Linked DNA regions of Homo sapiens: all the other regions are linked to region 3. A link is an interaction called in ENCODE POLR2A ChIA-PET data of the cell type or tissue named here. Cell type or tissue: PC-9. All regions are shown on one strand. Region 1 overlaps SNX30 (sorting nexin family member 30). Region 2 overlaps DNAJC25-GNG10 (DNAJC25-GNG10 readthrough). Region 3 overlaps SUSD1 (sushi domain containing 1).

Evidence for each region. ChIA-PET counts read pairs that join two places held together with the same protein. Peaks named below come from ENCODE experiments on the same cell type or tissue, not always from the same donor. Only the 100,000 strongest peaks of a DNase experiment are listed, where the experiment ranks them.
Region 1: POLR2A ChIA-PET joins it to region 3 with 17 read pairs; 2 of 35 experiments call an interaction of 5 or more read pairs at or near these places.
Region 2: POLR2A ChIA-PET joins it to region 3 with 12 read pairs; 4 of 35 experiments call an interaction of 5 or more read pairs at or near these places.

The regions. Positions count from the first base shown.
Region 1 is chr9:112,754,499-112,762,498 of GRCh38, reverse strand. All of the region lies in intron 1 of SNX30 (sorting nexin family member 30), which reads right to left. Among named protein-coding and RNA genes, the nearest start is that of SNX30, 7.7 kb to the right of the region's middle. RefSeq lists enhancers at 5,977-6,656, 6,692-7,305, 7,758-7,847, 7,306-7,920. In PC-9, no CTCF peak of the experiment used is centred here; DNase peaks (open chromatin) are centred at 4,858, 6,588, 7,318, 7,678 and 1 weaker place; H3K4me3 peaks cover 2,025 bases; H3K27ac peaks cover 3,217 bases.
Region 2 is chr9:111,670,179-111,678,178 of GRCh38, reverse strand. DNAJC25-GNG10 (DNAJC25-GNG10 readthrough) reads right to left here. Exons shown (of 3, transcript NM_004125.4): 3 at 7,953-8,000. It overlaps GNG10 (G protein subunit gamma 10), which reads right to left. Exons shown (of 3, transcript NM_001017998.4): 3 at 7,953-8,000. Among named protein-coding and RNA genes, the nearest start is that of GNG10, 13 kb to the right of the region's middle. In PC-9, no CTCF peak of the experiment used is centred here; no DNase peak of the experiment used is centred here.
Region 3 is chr9:112,075,475-112,083,474 of GRCh38, reverse strand. It overlaps SUSD1 (sushi domain containing 1), which reads left to right. Exons shown (of 17, transcript NM_022486.5): 11 at 3,310-3,401; 12 at 4,751-4,937. Among named protein-coding and RNA genes, the nearest start is that of LINC02977, 39 kb to the right of the region's middle. RefSeq lists an enhancer at 6,285-6,384. In PC-9, no CTCF peak of the experiment used is centred here; a DNase peak (open chromatin) is centred at 4,914; H3K27ac peaks cover 137 bases.

The DNA.
Region 1 (8,000 bases), 680 kb before region 3:
TGCTACCGCAACCATCTGTTGATGTGTCTCTCTTCTTCACTGGACCATTAACCTCTCGGGGGAGAGATCTTCTTTATCTTTCTCTACAGCCCCAGCATGTAGCACAGAGCCAGGTATGTAGCATATGCTCACGAGCTATAGGGGTTTTGAAAAGCGCCTGCACTCGGCCACCCAAACACGCTGTGTGCTCTTCCCGCCTCTGTGCCCCTTCTCAAGCAGGAACCCCCAAACACCTTTTCCACTATCCCACTTCCCCCCCACCAACACACACACAAAAATTCACACAAACAACAATTCCTGATCCCTGCGCTGGCTGCCAAAATGAAGAATTCTATGGGGCAAGGCAGACATAAGACAGCATATGAGTCCTCTAATGTCTAGTAAACAAACCCCATTGCTCATACATGCATCAGCGCCTGTTGGCCAGGCTGTTGTTTATGTACTTATTTTACTTTGAGAGGCTCTCATTTATCGTGGAACACCGGCCTTCCTCCCAGTGGCCTTCACTAACACCTGATTTTCAAACTGCGATGACATCCTACCCCCTACTTTATTGTCAATATGCACTTTGTCTAAATTCTGACCTCAAACCTCTCCATCTTCTATTCCAGTCTCTATTTGGATCTACTGGGATTATACATCTATTTAATAAAAAAGAGCTTCCTGGAGGCAGCATTTGTTTGAGCCTTGAAGTTTGAGTAGGCTTGCAACAGTGGCCTTCAGGCATCCTCTGTCCTGAATGCCTGACTTGAAACCGTGTCCACGTCATCTTTACACTTCACTCGCACATGTGCTTCCCGGTCTGCGCCCCCCTCTCAAAGACGGCACCACTGTTCAGCATCAATCTCCTGGACTTTCTAGTCAGTCACCCCCACTACACCAAAATCTGTCATCTTTATATTTTCTAATCTTTCTCTTGTCAGGCAACAAGTCCAACCAAAACCAGGTTAATTCTTCCTATCTTACCTCTTTCACGGCTGGTCTTTCCCCATCCCAAGCCCTGATCACACATCCCCCTGCTCAAAAACCCTCTTGGGGCCGGGAGCAGTGGCTCACACCTGTAATCCTAGCACTCTGGGAGGCCAAGGAGGGTGGATCACCTGAAGTCAGGAGTTTGAGACCAGCCTAGCCAACATGGTGAAACCCCATCTCTACTAAAAATACTAAAATTAGCCTGGCGTGGTGGCATGCACCTGTAATCCCAGCTACTCGGGAGGCTGAGGCAGGAGAATCGCTTGAACACAGGAGACGGAGGTTGCAGTGAGTCAAGGTAACACCACTGCACTCCAGCCTGGATGACAGAGCGAGACTCCGTCTCAAAAACAAACAAACAAACAAACAAAACCACGCCCTCTAGGACTAGCTACTGCTGAAAGAATAAAAGCTAACCTCCACATCACAGCACTCAAAACAGTCTCATTAACCTCCTGACCTGTCTACCCACCTCGTCTCTCACTAATCTCCACCTCTAGACTCTCAAAACCCACTCCCAACGCATGACCCAATTCAGTCCTCCTCCAGCGGCCACAGGTCTTTCCTGTCTCTGCCCTTCACCTTGGGGCTTTTCCCACCCCACATCTGAAAGCCCCCTCCAACTTCACGGACCTGGTGAAAACACAACCTCTGCGACCTCAGCTGATCTGCAGACATACCCCCAGCTAGTGGGGCTGCCAATAGGAATAAACACCCCATTCTCCCTACTCCTCAGGTAAAACCCAATTTTCAAGTCATATTTTAAGGTCACGGTATTGGTAATTTAAGTTTCAAGTGGCAAACCAAATTGAAAACAGTATTAACAAAAGGGAATTTATGACCCCCTATAACCAGGAACCCGTTCTAACTTCAGGCACAGCTGGCACAGTCGGATCCTGAACTCAAATGATCTTGCCCCTCTTCCTCTCCTAGCTCTACTTCCCTCTGGCTTCATTCTTAAGCCAAGCACTCTCTGCATTGAAGGACACGACCATTCACAATCTAGTAGAAAGGCAAGACATTCTTTCCCCCATCATCCATCTCATAAATCTCAGGAAAGACTGCCTGGCTCTGTTAGGGTCACACATCCACCAGGGATGCTATTTTGGCTAATAAAAGATATTGATGTTAGACCAGAATGGGAAGGATGAGGAGACAAGCCAGGGTATTTCTGTCCCAACCTGCTCTCTGCCTCAGATCGTGCCACTGGCAGCGGCTGCCTCCCCTCCAGGGCCCCCTTCCTCTAAGGTCCCAGCTCCTGCTCAATGACCCTGCCACAGGTCTAGTTCTCACAGAAGCTCCTGGGTTCTACTTAACTTCGCCTCTTCCCCTAACCCTCCAGTCCTGAGGGTAACAGCAACTTCCTGCTACTGCTACTCTCTGGGTCAATTTACCACCCATCACCTATGCAACTAACTCCTTGTATTATAGTCTCTCTGTTTGAAATAACTTCACTGGCTTTTATTCCCTGATCAGACCTCAACTAATATAGAAATCGACAAAGCATAGGCCAAAATGTAGAAAGAAATGTGGAGAGTACAATATCAAGGAATAACAACCACCAACACCTCCCATTTCTTAAAGGTTCGCTATATACATCACCCACTACTCTACGAACTCGCTGGGTCTTCCTATCAACCCAGTGACATGGGCACATCTGTTATCCCCTTTTCACAGATGAGAAAACTGAGGCTCAGAGACGTTAAACAACTTGCTGTTACCAAGACTCTAAGTGGTGGGGCTGAGATTCAAATCCAGACAACATGATTCCAGCATGAACAACTTTTTTTTTTTTTTTTGAGATGGAGTCTTGCTCTGTCGCCAGGCTAGAGTGCAGTGGCGCAATCTCAGCTCACTGCAACCTCCACCTCCCCGGTTCAAGCGATTCTCCTGCCTCAGCCTCCCAAGTAGCTGGGACTACAGGTGTGCGCCACCATGCCCAGCTAACTTTTTGTATTTTTAGTAGAGACAGGGTTTCGCCATGTTGGCCAGGATGGTCTTGATCTCTTGACCTTGTGATCTGCCTGCCTCGGCCTCCCAAAGTGCTAGGATTACAAGCGTGAGCCACCATGCCTGGCCCGTGTGCACACCTTAAAACAGGAAGTGGAGGGGAAGCATTTCAAGCAGGAGGTTAACAACAGGATCAAGTGTTACCTACCAAGGGGTCAGGCAAAATAAGGACTATAAAGCATCTACTGGATTTAGCAATAATGAGATCACTGAGGACCCTGAAGAACAGAGTCAGAAACTAGGCAGCAGGAGGCTGAGGAGTATGTCAGAGGTCAGGAAGTGGAAGCAAGGGCCGCAAACCTTCTCTTCAGAAAAGTGTATTGTAAAGAGGAGTCACAAAATAGGGCACAAGACCAGGCACAGTGACTCAGGCCTATAATCCAAGCATTTTGGGAAGTTGAGGCAGGAAGATCACTTGAGGCCAGGAGTTCGAGACCAGCCTGGGCAACAAAGCAAGACCTTATCTCCACCCCCACAAAAAAAAGGCACCAGATGGAGGAGAAAAGAACATCATAGCAGAGCTTCCTTTACTCTTTCTCTCTGTGTGTGCACGTGCGCGCGTGTGTGTGTGTTTAATAGAGACAAGTTCTCACTATATTGCCCGGGCTGGTCTTAAACTCCTGGGCTCAAGCGATTGTGTGTGTATGTGTGTGTGTGTGTGTGTGTTTAACAGAGACAAGGTCTCACTATATTGCCCAGGCTGGTCTCAAACTCCTGGCCTCCAGCAATGTTCCTGCCTTGGCCTCCCAAAGTGCTGAGATTACAGGCAAGAGCCACCACGCCCAGCCACTCTTTCTGTGTTTTAAAAATCAGAGCAACTTGGCCAGGCATGGTGGCTCACAACTGTAACCTCAGCATTTTGAAAGGCTGATGCGGGCAGATCGCTTGAGCTCAGGAGTTCGAGACCAACCTGGCCAACATGGCGAAACCCCGTCTCTACCAAAAACACAAAAATTAGCCAGGCGTCAAGACCAGCCTGGCCAACATGGCGAAACCCCATCTCTACCAAAAACACAAAAATTAGCCAGGCATGGTGATGCGCGTCTGTGGTCCCAGCTACTCAGGAGGCTGAGGCAGGAGAATCTCTTGAGCCCAGGAGGCAGAGGTTGCAGCGAGCCAAGATCGTGCCACTGCACTCCAGTCTGGGTGACAAAGCCAGATACTGTCTCAAAAAAAAAAAGAGAGAGCGCAACTTGAGCATGTTTAAATATTGATGGGAGTGAGCTGGTTGAGAGGGAGTCCAAAGATACAGGGGTAAGTCAGGAGGCCAAACAGAGCAGGGTCTCCAAGAGGATGGGGGGTGGCAGGTGGGTCTACACCCTCAGTCAGCCTTAGACTCTCTCCTTGGAACAAGGGCCAGAAAGAAAACATGGCTATGGAGTCAGATCATTCTGAAATTTGAAGAAGGGAAGTTCCTTTCTGGTGGCTTCCATCTTCTCTAAGGTGGAAGGTGAGGCAATCAGCAGAAGGAAGGGTGGAGTAGAAGGGTAGAGGGTATGAGGAGCAGAGAAAAGTTTCAGATAAGCCACTGTGCAGACGGAGGGTCTGTGGAAAAGAAGGAGTGTCCAGGACCACTGAAGCCCCAGCTGTGGCTGAAACCTGTGAACTTACATTGGCAGCAACCCTTGAGCTTCCTGAGAACCCTGGTTGTAGATGAAAGACATGAACAAATGGAATGATCCAAGCTGGGTATAAAAAGAAGAGAGCAAGGGAACTGAATATAGAGGCAGGAGCAACCACGGAGATGGGCCACAGAATCTAAAGGAGGTAGGGGAATCCAAGAGGTCACAGAACAGAACAGGTATAGTCAGTTGTTAATGACTCAGAGACCTGGAAAGCCAGGACGGGAAAGCAAGACAAAATGATATACGCGGGGAAAAGGGAACTTTTGTACAACGCTGTTAGGAATGTAGATTGGTACAGCCATTATGGAAAACAGTATGGAGGTTTCTAAAGACATTAAAAATAGAACCACCATATGACCCAGCAATCCCTCTTCTGGGCACATACCCAAAGGAACTGAAATCAACACCTCATAAAGATATCTGCACTCCCACATTCACTGCAGCATTATTCACAATAGCCAAGATATAGAAACAACCTAAGCAGGCCTCAATGGACGAACAGATAGAGAAACTGTACTGTGTGTGTACACACAAAACTGAATATTATTCAGCCCCAGAAAAGAATGACATCTTGTCATTTGCCATAACGTGAATGAGCCTGAAGGAAATTATGCTAAGTGCAACAAGCCGGACACAGAAAGAAAAACACTGAGTGATCTCACTTACATATGGAATCTTTAAAAAAATTCAAATATATAGAGAAAGAACACAAAATAGTGGCTACCAAGGGCAGGTGGGAGAGGAAATGGGAAGATGTAGGTAAACGGATACAAAATAGCAGATATGGAGGAGTGTACAAGTCTGGAGATCTAATGTAGAACATGAGGACTAGAGTTATTAATAATAAAATTGTACTGTACTTGACAATCATGCTAAATGAGTCAATTTAGATGCTCTTGCCACAAAAACAAAATGAGTTAACTATGAGATGATGACTGTGTTCATTTGCTCCACTATAGTAAACTTTTACTATCTATGTGTATCCCATAACATCAAGTTGTATACCTTAAATAAACACAATAAAATGTGATAATATCCAGTGGCACTATTTCAGAGCTGGAATGCTTCTAGGTATTACAACGCAGGGTGCGGCCGTGGGAGAGAGCAGATGAACTGTTAAAAAGGTGAAGGAGCCGAGCGCAGTGGCTCACGCCTGTGATCCCAGCACTTTCAGAGGCCGAGGCAGGCGGATCACCTGAGGTCAGGAGTTCGAGACCAGCCTGGCCAATATGGTGAAACCCCGTCTCTACTAAAAATACAAAAATTAGCTGGGCGTGGTGGTGGGCACCTGTAGTCCCAGCTACTCAGGAGGCTGAGGCAGGAAAATCGCTTGAACCCTGGAGGCAGAGGTTACAGTGAGCTGAGATCGCAGTGAGCTGAGATCGTGCCATTGCACCACAGCCTGGGCAACAGGGCAAGACTCCATCCCAAAAAAAAAAAAAAAAAAAAAAAAAAAGGATGATTACAGATAAGGAGGTCAAGAAACTGGTAATTTTGGAGAGTTGGACAGATCAGCCATGTGAATGATTAAAGCCCCGTGGTGAGGACATGATTTCAGAAGACAGTAAGTTGGGGTCTAAAGATTTAATGAATGAGAGTGAGAAGGTGTGAAGTTGGAAAATGACAAAGAAAACAGTATTGGAAGGTCTGTAGTGGATATTTGTTTCCTGCTTGTCTAACATTTCTTGATTTTGCTCTGGCAACCACCTCCTCCCTTCCCAGGCACAGAGGGGGCTTCCAAAATATTTGTAATATTCTGTATCTTAATCTGGGGGTAGGAACATTTTATTAGTCTTTAAACTGTACAGATAACTTTTACTCTTTATATACACACATTGTTATAAACTTCATGTATATATTCCCCAATTTTAAAAAAATTCCTTTCCTCATTCCAAAGATAAGTACCTGATTCAAGTCTGCGCAATCAGAATCAGAGACTGGTTTAGGCGCCTGACCCAATTTAGACCAATGAGACACCAGCCCAGAGCTTTGGCCAGAACTATCAGGAAAGGAGTGCTCTCCTTCTGCTGGAGCTGGGAAGCTTGTTTATAGAACATATCCCTTCACTGGCATGAGAACAAGGCTGACACAGAAGAAAGCAGAGCCAAGAGATGGAAAGTGACAGATCCCCGACATCACTGGAATACCTTGCTCCAGCCATCCCTGAAGCCAAAATACCTGGGCCTTTTCAGCAACGTGAGCCAGTAGATTTTTATTTTCCTCTATCTAGTTTGCATTCAGCTCATGTCTTTTTAACTAATAAAGAATCCTAACTAATTCAGGGGAATGCTCAAGGTAGTCTCAATTGAACAGCCTATGTGATCCTTTTCAATATATAATCAAACTATGCCCCCCTCCTGCTCAAGACCCTGAAATGTCCCCTGCCCATGTTAACTTCCCACCCCATGGCCCTAGCAATAAAGGCCAAAGTCCTCAGGGTGACCGGCCACATTCAATATAATCTGACCCCTCCCTTCTCTGCCCCCAGCCTTTAACTCTCCAATGCTCACTCTACCTGGCCACACTGGCCTCTAGGCTGCTCCCCGACACACCAGCCCTGTGCCTTCCGGCCTCTGCTTCAGGCAGTCCCTCCCCGGACAGTCTTCTTCAGATACTCACCCACTAACTCCCTCACCTCCTTCCAGTCTGCTCAAATATCAAGTACTCAACAAGGCCTGCCAAATCCTCTTCCTCGCGGCCAGTTCTCCTTTTTCCTCCTTCCATGGCATTTATGGTGTAATACAGTACAAACTTGCTGAAATGTATCCAGTGAGGGCAGGGTTTTCAGCTAATTTATTCAAGTTCCTAGAACAGTGCCTGGCTCATAGTAGGCCCTCAAATATGTATCAAATGAACAAAAAGAATGACAGGAGCCTCAAAGGAGCAGAGCCTGGTTTGTAAAAGGTGATGGAGGAAAAGCCTTCTCTATTTTGAAGACTTCAGAGGACGTCTAAGTGACCTAAGGAGGCAGGAAGTAGATGAAGAGTTCAGAGAAGAGATTGAGGATGTGGGAGGAGGTGTTAGCCACACAATGGGGCTTAAGAATCCAGTATTAAGTTTTGGGAGGGGTACAGAAGTTAGAGGCTGAGTCAGAGGAGAAGCAGCCTGGAGCAATTTACAGATGAAAGTTAAAAAAGGAGAGTAAGGCTAAGTGATGTATTTACATTTTAGATGGAGATAGCCATATAAGGTCCAGTGAGGCTCACGCCTGTAATCCCAGAACTTTGGGAGGCAGAGGTGGGCAGATCATCTGAGGTCAGAAGTTCGAGACCAGCCAGGCTAACATGGTAAAACCCCATCACTACTAAAAATAAAAAAATTAGCCAGGTGTGGTGGCAGTCACCTGTAATCTCAGCTACTCAGGAGGCTGAGGCAGGAGAATCACATGAACCC
Region 2 (8,000 bases), 410 kb after region 3:
TATGAACAAATCAGCATTATGCCAGTTGGCAAAGAAAAGATATTTAAAGGATCCAGATCCATTTTCACAAAACCAATGAAGTATGACTTTGGAGATGAGAGGCAACAAAAGGGTAATTGAGACAGGATTAAATTTTGTGGGGAAATTAAATTGGAAGTATGATTTTAGAGAAAAAAAAGAATCATGTAAAATTTCTGACTAAAGGAGAGTACGGTTTGTATATTTTTAAATGGATGATGGTAGGTTTCAAATGATGATGGTATTTGTATTCCATTGAATATATTTAAAAGAAGAATGAAATAATTTCATGTTAAAATGCTAGACTTTTAATAAAATTATATATTAAAATATATACTTAAACTTACGATGATATATATAAACTTATGATATATATTATATATATTTAAACTTATGATAAACATTTAGATGCCGACTGTAAAATGGAGGTACACAGGGTTGACATTATTTCATTTAGGTTGCATATAAGCAAAAATGTTTGAAGACCACAAGTATAATCCACCTTTATTTCCTGACTTCTGAAATTATCACCCTATCACTACCATAATTAACCTCTACCTTCTTAGATCCAAAGGACATTCAGACATCACCTTAATTGACCTCTCTTCAGCATTTGATACTTCTTCCTTTTTTAAACAAGCTTAACTTGACTTAACACCGCCTATCCTACTTTCCTCTTTCTACTACACTTTCACCGTCATGCATGCTTGCTACAGGAATACATTCTCAGAAATGCATCATTAGGCGATTTCATCATTCTGTGGACATGATAGAGCGTAATTCACAAACCTAGGTTGGGTAGCCCACTACACACCTAAGCTGTATGGTGTAACTTATTGCTTGTAGGCTACAAACCTGTACAGTACATTACTGTACTGAATATTGTAGGCAATTGAAACACAATGGTAGGTATTTGTGTGTCTAAACATAGAAGGATACAGTAAAAATACAGTATAAAATACTGCATACAGTGTAAGAATACAGCACAAAATATAACATCCGCATAGGGTTCTAATGGGAATTGCTGGCCCTTCAATTCATTGCTGGTGATAGTGATGCTCACCTCTGAGGTCTTTTGAGGGGCTTTACTCCAAGTCCCTAAGCCCAGCCCAAGTCTGCAGGCCTCACCAAACATCAGCTGTCTCTTCCAATTATGGATGGGCATAAGATATTCCTTCCCTTGCCACTGAGACTCAGAAGATAACTGGGGAAAAATACCAGGATGTCCCATTTCCTTGCCTCTCACAATAGAAGACTCCTTAACTACACCCAATAATTAGGCCTGCCCTAAAACAAGGGATCCAACAATTTTAATAAGTAGAGTAGCCTGGGTTGAGGGGGATGAAGAGTGCAAACTATAGTAATCCAAAATGAGAGCTGAGAAAAAAATGGCATGTATTGAGGCAATTATTGGACTTATTCCTAATTCAAACATAATACCCATAAAGAAAAGGATCAATGTGGGGGTCCATTTTGGATCCATGATCTATATTAAATGGCAAAAAAGGAGAAAGTGTATTTGCAGAATTATCTGGTAATACTAAGGGGCCTGCAAAATGAGAAGGTTAAAAAAAAATGTGCATTACATCCTGTAACAATCTAGAATTAAAGGAGCTGTGAGGGGAAGCTTATGCTACTTCTATAGGATGGAATCCCACTGTTATGGGATTCCAAACCATCCTGTTGATAGAAAGTATTTTGGAACTGTTTGATTTTATAGGCAAATACCATCCCTCAATCAGTTAGGGTAAACTTAACATGATATATGGAATTGTTTTGTTTCCACAGACGATTTATGGTGATATTCCAGTCACAATCTTTTTTTAAAAATCTTATTTAGAAATGCTGAGACAAGCTTTTTCTAGGTAAATAACTAGATAAATAAAAATTAAAGGAACTTTTAATAAATATCTGTTTGATACAGGACAATAATCCAAACAAATTTCGAACAAAAGGCTTTAGACTGCAATTTTTGGAAGGGGCAGAAAGAACGCAGTATACCTTACTGAAGAATAGTAGTCATGGCCAAATGTGGTGGCTCATGCCTGTAATCCCAGCACTTTGGGAGGCTGAGGCAGGCAGATCACTTGAGGTCAGGAGTTCGAGACCAGCCTGGCCAACATGGTGAAACCTCATCTCTACTAAAAATAAAAAAGTTAGCCAAGAGTAGTGGTGCATACCTGTAATCCCAGCTACTCAGGAGGCTGAGGCAGAAGGATCATTTGGACCTGCGAGGTGGAGGTTGGGGTGAGGCGAGATCATGCCACTGCATTCCAGCCTGGGTGACAGAGTAAGACTCCATCTCAAAAAAAAAATAATGGTAGTCATTATCAGTCCCACTTGCTTCTCATCAAAGAGAAAAACCATCTCTATGGCAGTTTCTGCACATCTCAGCTCCCATGTGAAGATTTTTGCCATAATTTCTCAGAACCTCTTAAACTGACCACCATCTACCTACACCCAAAGTGTCAACATAACCAATCCACCATTCTTGTCTGCCCCTGCAACTAAATAGAAGCACCTTAACTTAGTAATCAAAAAGCTAGATAAGGGATTCTGGTGTGATGACTTGAGCCTATTTAGTTTTAGCATAACTATGAAGAAAAATGAATTTAATATGAAGGAGTAGGAAATTAAAAACTAAGCCATTTGATTTAGATGACAGCTGACTATCATCTGTGAAGCTGTAAATATCAACTATGTTGAACATGGGGAATATGGGGATATGAGACATGGTATATGGCTACGATGTCAACTCAGCTAAGCTGAAGCTACCACTTCTTTAATGTTATATGGTTGACGCTTGAACAACAAGGGTTTGAACTACCAGGTCCACTCACAGGTGGATTTATTTCAATAACATGTGAATAGAAAATACAGTATTTTGGCCAGGCGGGGTGGCTCACACCTGTAATCCCAGCACTTTGGGAGGCCGAGGCGGGCAGATCACCTGAGGTCAGGAGTTCAAGAGCAGCCTGGCCAACATGGTGAAACCCTGTCTCTACTAAAAAATACAAAAATTAGCTGGGCATCGTGGTGTGCATCTGTAATCCCAGCTACTCGGGAGGCTAAGAGAGGAGAATCGCTTGAACCCAGGAGGTAGAGCTTGCAGTGAGCCGAGATTGTGCCATTGCACTCCATCCTGGGCAACAAAGAGCAAAACTCTGTCAAAAAAAAAAAAGAAAGAAAAAGAAAAAAGAAAAGAAAGGAAGGAAGGAAGAAAATACAGTATTTGCAGGTTGCAAAACATACTTATAGGGAGGGCCAACTTTTCATATACACAGGTTCTGCAGGGCCAACAGCCAGACTTGGTATGAGTGGATTTTTGTAAACTGGAATGGGGTGGAGGGGGCGCATCCTAAAACCAATCCCCCATGTATATTAAGGGAAGACTGTACTTACTATATCATAGATATCTTTCTAGGTTGTATTTGTTACAGTAATACTAGGTGCTGTAACAGAAAAGCCCTGAAACCTCAGTGGCTTAACATTGAGAAATTTATTTCTTGATCATCTGAGATCACTTGCTTAGGGCAAGGAGAGTACTCCACTCCACAGAGTCACAGAGAGAGCCTGTCATCTTCAACATATGGTTGCCAGCCCACCCAGGGTATTTACTTCCAAACAGACAGCAAACAAGGGAAGAGCAAAAACATTCCACTGGCCAGAGGCACATGGCCACATCTAACTAGAAAAGAGGCTGCAAATTGTAATCTATCTAGCAGGGTGCCCAGAAAGAAAAACAAATGGGATTTGGTGAAGAGCTAGAAAGTCTCTTCTCTACCGCACTCTACCATTCTGGTCCCCAAATAGCCATTTCATTCATCCTCTCACACGCAGAACACAGTGAGTCCCACCTCAAAAGAGGAAAACCAAAGCTAGTCACTGCAGGCAGCTCAAAGACCAGGATTATGAGGTAATGCTCATTTTTCCCCATCGGGGCTAGATATAGCTCCTCAAAGTCTAGTGACCTAGGAACTTTTTGGTTGTCTATTGTCATTTCCCCCACTCTCACATACCAATATTAAAAACACAATAGCGGAGCAGAGACTCAATGAACTTCGCTGTAGAAGGGGAAAGAATGAGAGACACATAGAAGTCAGCGGTCAGCATTCTGAAATCCAGCCGTGCAGATGTGAAGGCCCTCCTCTGGTAGGTCGTCATTTTACTCTCTGGAAGAAACCCTTATCCATGGTTTTCCATCCTCACCCCATCCTCAGCTCCTCCCTCTGGAAGTCCTCCCTTATCCATTATTCTCCTTGGACCCCTTAAGAGAGTGTCTTCCTTAGGGACTACAAAGCTTTCTCCTCTTACTTTCTGAAATGTAAGTTTAAGGGCCTCAAGTTAAGTTTACTCGACTTCAACAGTTTTAGGGCCATTTTCTCAAATCCCCTCAAAAATTTGATGGGTTCTGATCTATTTGTTTCCAGTGAGTTTCATGTACCAGTAACTACATCCAATGTTCTTGTATAGACATAATCCTCATCCTTAATTTCTGTATTTATTTATTTTTGCTTCCTTGTACCATGCTTCTCCAAACCTGAATGACAGTTAAGTTGAAGCCATGAGGGTTAATCTGATCTCAGACTCCTCAAATCTTATTTCTTTCTGATTGGGATTTAAAGAGATTTTGCCAAATTCCTCTCCCAAAGGGTTGTAGCACATTACACCCTAATAAGGTATAAAACTGCCCAGTCTCCTTTATCCTTACCAGCAATGGTACACAGCACAGTGGTTTAGGGTGTGGGCTCTAGAGCTAGACTGCTCGACATTGGATACTAGTTCTATCATCTATTAACTGTTGGCTTACGGACGATGTTCAACTCACCTGCGCCTCACTTTCCACATTTGTGCAAAGGAGATAAAGCAGATATTCTTATCCAAATTTAAAAAATAATTATGGGTGATGAAACTGAGACCCAGAGAATTTGATTTGTTCAAGGTCACACCAATAAGGAGTAAATGACCTAATACACATAAATACTCAGAACATGGCATGTAAGTTCTTAATGAATATGCACTTTTATTTTTTGTTTTCTAATTTGAGGGATTGAAAAATGATACCTCATTATCACCGTCTTTACATTTCCCTTGCTTACTAGTGGAGTTATGTGCTCTTTTGTTTGGATTTTCTCCTCTGTGAATTGCTTCTTCACACCGTTTACTCATTTTTTTCTCATCATGCAATCAGAATATTCTGTATATTAGGGATATTAGCCCATTATCTCTCCTATACATGGCAGGTGTTTTCTCTGTAGTGCAGTTGTGCGATCTTGGCTCACTGCAACCTCTGCCTCCCAGGTTCAAACGATTCTCCTGTCTCAGCCTCCCGAGTAGCTGGGATTACAAGTGCACAACACCATGCCTGGCTCTGCTTTTTTTTTTTTTTTTCTCTGTAATGATTTTTACAAGAGGTTTTTTTTTTTTTTTTTAATTAAAAAAAAATAGAGACATGGTCTCACTATGTTGCCTAGGCTGGGATTATAGGCATGAACCACCATGCCCACCCCCTCCTCATGTTTTACACACACACACACACACACACACACACACACACACACACACACGATTAATGATTAATTAAGCAGAAATTTTATTTAGTAAGATCGACATTTTAATGAAATTGTCTTTTTTTGTTGGGGTTTTTTTGAGACAGATTCTCACTTTGCTGCCCAGGCTGGAGTGCAGTTGCGTGAATACAGCTCACTGCAGCCTCAACCTCCTGGGCTCATGCGATTTTCCTGTCTCAGTCCCCCAAGTAGCTGGGACTACAGGTGCATACCACCACATCCAGCTAATTTTTGCATCTTTTGTTGAGATGGGGTTTCACCATCTTGCCCAGGCTGGTCTCGAACTCCTGATCTCAAGCAATTCACCCACCTCGGCCCCACAAAGTGCTAGGATTACAGGTGTGAGCACAGCACCTGGCCAAAATTGTCTTAATATCCTAGAATTGCCATGTCCCTCCATTTATTTACACTCCGTTTTATAACATCAATAAAATCTTTTTTAGGGACCTTGCACTTTTGTTAAGTTTATTCCCAAGTATTTTTATAGTTGTATCATTAAAGTAGAAAGGGAATATAACTTCCATTTCCATTTTAAACTAGCTATTGTCAGTATAGAAAATGTTATTTTTCTGTCTTTTTTATCCAGCTAGCTTCCCAAATTCTATTATAAATTCAAGTATTTCTTGTACGAGAATCTCACGAGTTTTCAAGGTGTACAATTATATAACCCATAAATACAGATAATTCTTCTAAAATGTTTACATCATTTCATTTTTTCAGCTTACTGCATTAGCTAAGACTTCCAAAGCAATGCTGAATAATAGTGGTGATAAAAGGTATTCTTGTGTTGTTCCTGATAATCTGAATGTGTCAGCCTTTCACCATGTAGTATGATATTGGCTGTTGGCTTTGAAAAATTGTCTTTATCATCATAGTAATTTCTTTCTACTCTCATTTCACTAATCCACTTAGTTTTTATTCAGAACAGCTTTTTTTTTTTTTTTTGAGACAGGGTCTCTCCCTCTGTTGCCAGGCTGAAGTGCAGTGGTGTGATCTCGGCTCACTGCAACCTCCGCCTCCCAGGTTCAAGCGATTCTCCTGCCCCAGATTCCCGAGTAGCTGGGACTATAGGGGCGTGCCACCATGCCCAGGTGATTTTTGAATTTTAATAGAAACGGGGTTTCACCATGTTGGCCAGGATGGTCTTAATCTCTTGACCTCATGATCTGCCTGCCTTGGCCTCCCAAAGTGCTGGGATTACAGGCGTGAGCCACTGTACCTAGCCCAGAACAGCTATTGAATTTTATCAGATGACTTTTTGGCATAGGTTCCCTTCTTTAAGTGATTCAAGTAATGAATTACATTGATAGATTTAGTTATGTTAAAGTAGTTTTATCCGGCTGTACTTTCTCTAACTACTGAATTTTATCTGTTTATATCTAGGACATTTGCATCTATATTCATCTATAAGTGAGATGCTTATAGTTTCATTGTGCTATCTTACCAAATGTTTGCTGAAAGGGGAAAGTGGAATCAAAAAAGAATTTTGTTTTTCAATGAGGATTTTAAAAAATGCTGTTGTTGTTAAGACAGAATGGAACATGCTAAATTGTGATAGAAAGGGTCCACTGGAGGCCAGACACAGTGGCTCACGCCTATAATCCCAGAACTTTGGGAGGCTGAGGTGGGTGGATGGCTTGAGCTCAGGAGTTCAAGACCAGCCTGGCGACATGGCGAAATCCCATCTCTACAAAAAATACAAAAATTAGTCGGGTGTGATGGTTCACGCCTGTAGTCCCAGCTACTTGGGGGCCAGAGGTGGGAAGAACACTTGAACCTAGGAGATTGAGGCTGCAGTGAGCCGAGATAGCGCCACTGCACTCCAGCCTGGGTGACAAAGTGAGACCCTGTCTCAAAAAAGAAAAGAGAAGAGAAGAAAAGAGAAAATAAAGCATCCAGCAGAGAACTTGAAGATGAAGGAGAAAGGATCACTGGTAGTGTGCAATTTCAGAGAAGGTGAAACAGATCCAGAGAACAAATAGGTTATAAAAGGGATGCCTGAATTATGACTGAATGGAAGGGATTCCAATCACTAGATCTAGAAGTTTAGTAGCTAAAAGTTAAGGGAGTTCCCATCTAATAACTTCTATTTTCTCTATTGTAACACTACTTACACTCACAGATATTTTTGTTTATTTATGAGTTTATATATAGCTATTTCAGAGAACAAATGTTGCCATTAATAGAGATATTTTCTTCATGTTATACAGTTATCTATTTTTCAGGACATTTGCAAAATTCTACAAAGACTTAAAAACAACAATTTCACTCTCTCATTCCAGCACTCAATCTCACAGGCAAACAGAAATCCTTGAGTCCTTAATACAAAATCAGACACAAAATATTGCTGTCATAGAAAAATGATTAATTAAGCAGAAATTTTATTTCCAAGCTCTTCAAAGACCGTTGCAA
Region 3 (8,000 bases):
GGGCGGATCACTTGAGGTCAGGAGTTCGAGACCAGCCTGCCCAACATGGTGAAACCCTGTTTCTACTACAAATACAACAATTAGCCAGGTGTGGTGGTGCATGCCTGTAGTCCCAGCTACTTGGGAGGCTGAGGCAGGAGAATTGCTTGAACTCAGGAGGCAGAGGTTGCACTGAGCTGAGATTGTGCCACTGCACTCCAGCCTGGGAAACAGAGAGAGACTACATCTCAAAAAAAAAAATTCTTTAAAATCTTCGTGTAAGTTTTGGACATTTCTAGTTAGGTTTATTTCTAGGTATTTGAAGTTTGCTTGTGATATCCCATCTCATGAATATGGATCTTTTTATTTTTCTATTATATTCTGCTACTTGTTGTATTAGTTTTCTGTTGCTGCTATGACAAGTTACTGCAAACTTAGTGGCAGAAAATAACATGAGGGCTGGGTACAGTGGCTTACATTTATAATCCAGCACTTTGGGATGCTGAGGTAGGAGGATTGCTTGGAGGCTGAGGTGGGAGCCCAGGAGTTCAAGCCCAGCCTGGGCAACATAGAAACCCTGTCTCTACAAAAAAATTAAAATAAATAAAAAATAAGCCGGACGTGGTGGTGTGTGCCCGTGGTCCCAGCTACTTGAGAGACTGAGGCAGGGGGATCACTTGAGCTCAGGAGGTCAAGGCTGCAGTGAGCCATGATCAGGTCACTGTACTCCAACCTGGGTGACAGAACAGGACCCTGTCTCAAAAAAACAAAACAAAACAAAAACTAAAAGCAACATGAATTTAGTGTCTTATAGTTCTGGAGGTCGGAAGTGTGAAATCAGTTTCACTAAGCTGTAATCAAGGTGTCAGTAGGCCTGTGTTTCTTCAGGGGCGGGGGGTATCTAGGGGAGAATCTATTTCCACGCCCTTTCCAGTTTCTAGATCCTGCCTATACTCCTTGGCTTGTGGCTCCATCCGCCATATTTAAAGCTCATCAGTTTAACCTCTGCTTCCGTTCTTAAATCTTCTAACTCTTATGTTCTTGTTGCTCTCTTATAAGGATGTTTGTAATCACATTGAGCTCATCTGGACAATTCAGGATAATCTCACTGTCTTAGTCACCTCTACAAAGTGTTTCTGCCATGTAAGGTAACATACAGGTTCCAGGGACTAGGATGTAGACATGCTGGTGGCGGGTGGGGGTCATTATTTAACCTACCATACTTGTTCTTGAAGATAGATAGAAAATGATCAGTTTTTGTATGTTGCCTTTCTGTTATTTTCAAACAGTTTCATGTTTGATTAGTTGAGTCTCTTAGATTTACTGGCAGTTGCATCATTTGTTGCTCTTTCTGGCATTTATAGCTCATTTTTTTTTCTTGCCTTTTTCTGCATTGTCTAGAATCTCTTGAATAAGGCTCAGTAATAGCTACAAGACCAGACATCCTTGTATTGTTCTTAACTTTACTAGAAATTGCTTAATTGCTTTACCACTGAGTGTGGTGGTTTCTTATAAACCCTATTAAACTAAGGCGTTTCTGTCAAATGAAGTCCTAGCTCACTAAGATTTCAAGTTAACAAAGTATATTAAATGTATTAACAGTTCCATTTATAAAAGTAACCACATGGTTTCTCTCTTTTAACCTATTAATAGCTTTTCCAATAATGATACTCTCTGTATTCTGGGAATAAATCTTTGGTCGTAGTGTATTGTTCTTTGAATGTACTACTGACTTCTTTGTGCTAATATTTTATTTTGGATTTTTGTATTTATATCAACAAGCAAATTTGGCATAGGATGTTTAGTGATTGGCTGTGCCATCCTTGTACAGGTCGGGCATTGTGGATTATTTAGTCATATTAAATGATTTGGGGACCCTTCCACCTTTTTGTATAGTCTAGAACTGTTTAAATACTATTGGAGTTATTTGTATTTTGAAAGTTTCAGAAGTGTAACTTTGGACCACTACTACTAATCTCCAAACCTGTCTCTACCCAGCTGTGGGTCTGCATTAACCTGGAATCATCTGTACTCCTCCTGTTCCTTACCACCTGTTCATCTTTTCCTCCTGTTCCCTACCTGCTCCGTGTTGCAACATTTGAGGTACAGCTTGTGACTTGTACAGGTTTTCTTTGTGCCAAGCTGCCCAATCCATAGAGAGGAGTCGTGTCTACCAACTTGGCTTCATTTGTAGGAACCTGTCAGGCCAGGGAGTTACAAAATACAGCCTTACCTTTCATGAGACCTTCCTTTTTTCACGTAATTTGGGAGTTGTCTTTATCACTCGTTAATCATCACAGTGTTCCTGTGAAACTTCTTAGCAAGTCTGCTCTATTATTTCCACTTTAGGGACAGAGATCCTTATTGAAGGAAGTAACCTCTGATGTCAGGGTTTTGAATAAATAGTCTTTCTTGACTACTTGGATGGGTGTACCTCCACATTAAACTGTATCAGATCTGAACTGTCTTTTAGATTGATTACTATGAAACTGAGCAGAGGACAAGAAATATTTCTTTGCTCACAAGAGATAAGGAAGCCCAAACCAAGAGAATCCCGCCACCTCCTATTCTTTTCCTCATGAAAAACCTGATTGCTTCAAAGCACTTTTTTCAGTTCCTCAAGGAGCAATTCTCTGCTGAAATGTTGCTCTTAGCTCAGAATTTCGAACCGACACTTATTTGTATAAATGAGGGTATACAAGGTCCAGGACAAATAGTTGTAATTTTAGCTTAGTAAGCCAAGGAAGCTTGCAGTAAATAGACTCAAATAATTTTTTTCCTTTTTCTTTTCTTTTTTTTTTTTTTCTTGAGACAGAGTCTCACTCTGTCACCCAGGCTGGAGTGCAGTGGCACAATCTCTGCTGACTGCAACCCCCGCCTCCCAGGTTCAAGCGATTCTCCTGCTTCAGCCTCCCAAGTAGCTGGGACTACAGGCACACACCACCACGCCCAGCTAGTTTTTGTATTTTTAGTAGAGATGGGGTTTCGCTATGTTGGCCAGGCTGGTCTCGAACTCGTGGCCTCAAGTGATCTGCCTGCCTTGGCCTCCCAAAGTGCTGGGGTTACAGGCGTGAGCCACTGTGCCCGGCCCACTCAAATAATTCTTAAGAGGGGTCCTCCGATTAGGTATCTTTGGATCTGAAATCTTTCATCAAGACTGAGTTTACCTAGATATAAAAGTGGTATTACTTTGAGACTGCTACCACTAATTTCTAAATTAAAATACTGTTGAACTCATGCTAACACTTATCCTTGGAAAAATGGCTCAATTAAAAGGTAGCATTTTTTCTATAGAGTGTAAATTGATTTCTCATTTCTTTTCCACTACAGTAAAACAGACCATCAGTAACATTTCAGGATTTAATGAAACCTGCTTGAGATGGAGAAGCATCAAGACAGCTGATATGGAGGAGATGTATTTAGTAAGTGACTGAAAGTTACTGTATTTATAGATGGTTGTCTTATGTGGGAGGCTTAAAAATACCCACAAACCTAAAAATCTACATCTATAACTATCATTATCAGTAGACGATTTACTGTGACAATTGCATCAAGAAGCAAGAAGATGGCCACTTCTGTGTATTTAAAGACAGTGGCTGGGCACAGTGGCTCACATTTGTAATCCCAGTACTTTGAGAGGCTGAGGCGGGCGGATCACTTGAGGCCAGGAGTTAAGACCAGCCTGGTCAACATGGTGAAACTCTGTCTCTGCTAAAAATATAAAAATTAGCCGAGCGTAGTGGCGCATAGCTGTAATCCCAGCTATTCAGGAGGCTGAGGCAGGAGAATAGCTTGAACCCAAGAGGTGGAGGTTTCTGTTAACCAAGATCGCGCCACTGAACCCCAGCCTGGGTGACAGAGCAAAACTTTGTCTCGAAAAAAAAAAAAAAAGGAGGGGGAAGACTGGGATGAACTTCTACTGGAAGAAATTAAGTAAGAACAAAAGGGTGTCTCTTGGCCGAAGTGTCAGGGTGGTTAAGGAAAGGGTAGGGTCACCAGAAGCTGGCAGGAAGAGGAGAAAAACTGTTCTCAGGTTCTAGCAGACCAGCTACGAGTATTCTAATTCAGGTCCTGCTTAGTTTGGATTCCTAATATTCTTTCTAGGAAAATGTTCTTGTCCTTGCTCCTGCAGTTTTGCCAATAGACTTTCTTGTTGTGTATGTGCACTGTATGTGTGAGAATAAGGAGAAAGCTGCCAGTATTGGGACCTTAGCCTTTTGTGTGTTTTTATTTAAAAATATATTTATTATACAAATAATATTTTAAGTACAATATTTATAGTATTGCAACTCTAATATTTGCTTACTGCTGCATTTCACCTTTTGAAGAAACATTAGAGTCCAGAGAGAGAGAGAGAGGAAGAAAGCTCATGAAAACGGGAAGGGGCTGGGCGCGGTGGCTCACGCCTGTGATCTCAGCACTTTGGGATTCGAGGTGGCAGATCACTAGAGCTCAGGAGTTTGAGACCAGCCTGGGCAACATGGCGAAACCCTGTCTCTACAAAAAATACAAAAATTAGCTGGATGTGGTGGCATGCATCTGTGGTCCCAGTTACTTGGGAGGCTGAGGAGGGAGGATCACTTGAGCCTGGGAGGTTGAGGCTGCAGTGAGCCGAGGTCATGCCACTGCACTCCAGCATGGGTGACAGAGTGAGGCCCCCATCTCAAAAAAAAAAAAAAAAAAAGAGAAAGAAAAAGGAAAAGGGGAGGTTTCAAGGCATCTAAAGCCTTTTAGGCCAACCATTCACCCAGTGAGCTTTTTTATGTTTCAGTTCCACATTTGGGGCCAGAGATGGTATCAGAAGGAATTTGCCCAGGAAATGACCTTTAATATCAGTAGCAGCAGCCGAGATCCCGAGGTGTGCTTGGACCTACGTCCGGGTACCAACTACAATGTCAGTCTCCGGGCTCTGTCTTCGGAACTTCCTGTGGTCATCTCCCTGACAACCCAGATAACAGGTAAATCTTGAATAACAGCATTTGGATTAACAAAGTTACCACAGAATTGTTCATAGGTCCTGATAAAGAGGAACACTGTTGCTTTTTATCATTATATAATGAACTTTAACAGGGAGAGGAGGAAGGACATGGAATTGGAGAGGTGCCTTAAGGCGCCTCTGTGACTGTTATGTTTCATTCTTTTTTCTTTTTTTGAGGCAGGGTCTTGCTCTGTCGCCCAGGCTGGAGTGCAGAGGCACGATCATGGCTCACTGCAGCCTTGACCTGGGCTTAAATGATCCTCCTGCCTCAGCCTCTTGAGTAGCTGGGATTATAGTTGTATAGGCCACCATGCCTGGCTAATTTCTGTATTTTTTGTAGAGACGGGGTTTCACTATGTTGCCTAGGCTGGTCTCGAACTCCTGGGCTCAAGCAATCCACCTGCCTCGGCCTCCCAAAGTGCTGGGATTACAGGTGTAAGCCACTGCGCCCAGCCTGTTATGTTTTATTTTTAAAAAGATACCTAATAACCACAGGGGAGGTCTGTGGGGAGGGGGAGGGGGAAGATACCTGAAACAAAATGTCAGCATTGATGAAATGTGGGTAGTGTGTCCATCCATGGTGTTGGTTGTATAGCTTCTGGATATTTAAAGCATTTAAAATACTTTATACTTAAACAAAAAATGCTTGTGGCTCTTTCTTTCTCAGGAATATTTAGTTGGCATCCTGTTGCAAGTACTTTAAGAGTAGATTACTAGCTAGGCACAGTGGCTCAAACCTGTAATCCCAGCACTTTGGGAAGCTGAGGAGGGTTGATCATGTGAGGATCATTTCGAGATCAGCCTGGCTGACGTGGTGAAACCCCACCTCTACTAAGAATACAAAAATTAGCTGGGTGTGGTGTCAGGTGCCTGTAATCCCAGCTACTCGGGAGGCTGAGGCAGGAGAATTGCTTGAACCCAGGAGGTGGAGGTTGTGTTGATCTGAGATCGCACTCCAGCCTAGGCAACAAGAGCAAAACTCCATCTCAAAAAAAAAAAAAAAAAAAAAAAAAAAAAAGTAGATTACTATCAGGGGACAATGATTGTAGTCCTCCGGCTATAGGGCCCCAGTAAATTCACTTTCCACTCATTTTCTCCTCCCTCTTCACATCTGTGACCCCCACTTCACACATGCTCTGAGCAAATACTAAGCATATTAGCTTCTTGATTCTTATTTCACTGAGAAATTAGAAGTAGTCAGGTGAGGACTTCCCACGCTCAGCCCTGCCGTTCCTCCTTGCATCCTGTTCTGCCTCCCTTCCTGTCCCTGCTCGTGTGTAAGGCTGCCATCCCCTCAACTTGTGCCTTAGATCCCATCCCTTCTTCCCTGATCAGCACTTCCCCTCAATACAGAATTATCCCCAGCATTGCCTAGCATGTTGCAACATCCTCCTTGTGAACGAAAAGAAAGAAAAAATGAGCAGACCTTCTTTGAGCCCATATTTGTCTTCAGCTACTTTGCCTTCTCTCTGCCCCTTTCTATAAAAACTCCTTGAAAGAAATGGCTGTTCTGTAGGCTCCACAGCCCTACCTCCTGTTCTCACTTTCACTCATCCCACGTGGGAAACATACGTCTTCATTGCTTTACTGAAAGGCTCTTCGTTTGATCTCCGTCTTGCCAAATCCAATGGCCAGTTTTGTTCTTATCTGATTTCTTCGATAGCGTTGACACTCCCTCCCTCTTGAAACCCCCTCTCCCTTAGTTTTGGTTCCTTCTGCCTTGCTGTCCCCTCTCAGTCTTCTTTGCTAGCTCCATCTACTTTTATGACCCCTCTTCAGCCTCCTTTTCTTCATTATCTACCCTTTCTGCTTAGGTGATCTCAACCAGTCTTATGGCTATAACTATTACCTATATGCAGAGGATTTCCAAAGATCAATTTCTAGTCCCAGCCTCTCCTTTGAGCACCAGACTCCTATATCCACCCAACTTCTACACATGTCCTATTGAACATCTAATACGCAAATCAAACGGAACTTGTGATTTCTCACCTCTGCCCTCGCCCCCAAATCGGTTTCCACCCAGGCTTCTCTGTTTCTATCTGTTACTTTCTGTCTGTTATTGGAATTTCTGTTCACCCAATTGTTCAGACCAAAAACAAGTCCTAATTGGTTCTATCCCATCCCCAAATTTCTAATCTGTCAACAAGCCCTGTTGGCTTGCTGTCTGAAATATATTCTGAATTCCACCACTTCTCCCCACCTGTGCCTTTTCCACAACTACCCTAATCCAAGACAGCCACCTCTTGCTTGGATTCCTGCTGTAGTTTTCAAACTGGTTTTCTCTTGCCTATATACCTCCCACCCTGGACCTTAGTCTTAGTCTTCACCATAACTTTCAAAAGATCACTCAGCACTCAGAGTGATCTTTTAAAAATGCATTTGGGAACATGTCAGCACCAGCTCAAAACTCTCCAGTGAGTTTCCATTAAAGTTAGAATGGAATCCAAGTTCCTCATCATAGGACATGTCATCTGGCCCCTGCCTACTTCTAATTCATCTCCCCCTGCTCTCCTCCTTTCCCATTAAGCATCAGCTGTCTCCCTGGCCTTCTTGCAGTTCCTTCAATGGGTCAAAGTTTTTCCAGCCTCCAGACTTTTCCATCTGCAGTTCACACTTCCTGGGACACTGTCAACATATGGCTTCTCCATAGTTGTTCAGGTGCCTGCTCAACTGCCATCACCAGCCTCCACGCTAGTACTCTGTATCTACTTACCCTGCTTCAATTTCTTCATAGAGCTTCATATTAATAAAAAATATTAATTATTAGTTTTTAGAGATAGGGTCTCACTCTGTCACCCAGGCTGGAGTGCAGTGGTGCAATCATAACTCACTGCAGCCTTGAGCCCCTGGGCTGTAGCAATCCTTCTGCCTCAGCCTGCTGAGTAGCTGGGACTATAGGCGCTCACCACCATGCCTGGCTAATTACAAAAGGGATTTTTTTGTTTTTATTTTTTGTAGAGATGAGGGTCTCCCTATGTTGCCTAGGCTGGTCTTGAACTTCTGGCCTCAAGTGATCCTCCCATCTCACCTCCCAAAGTGCTGA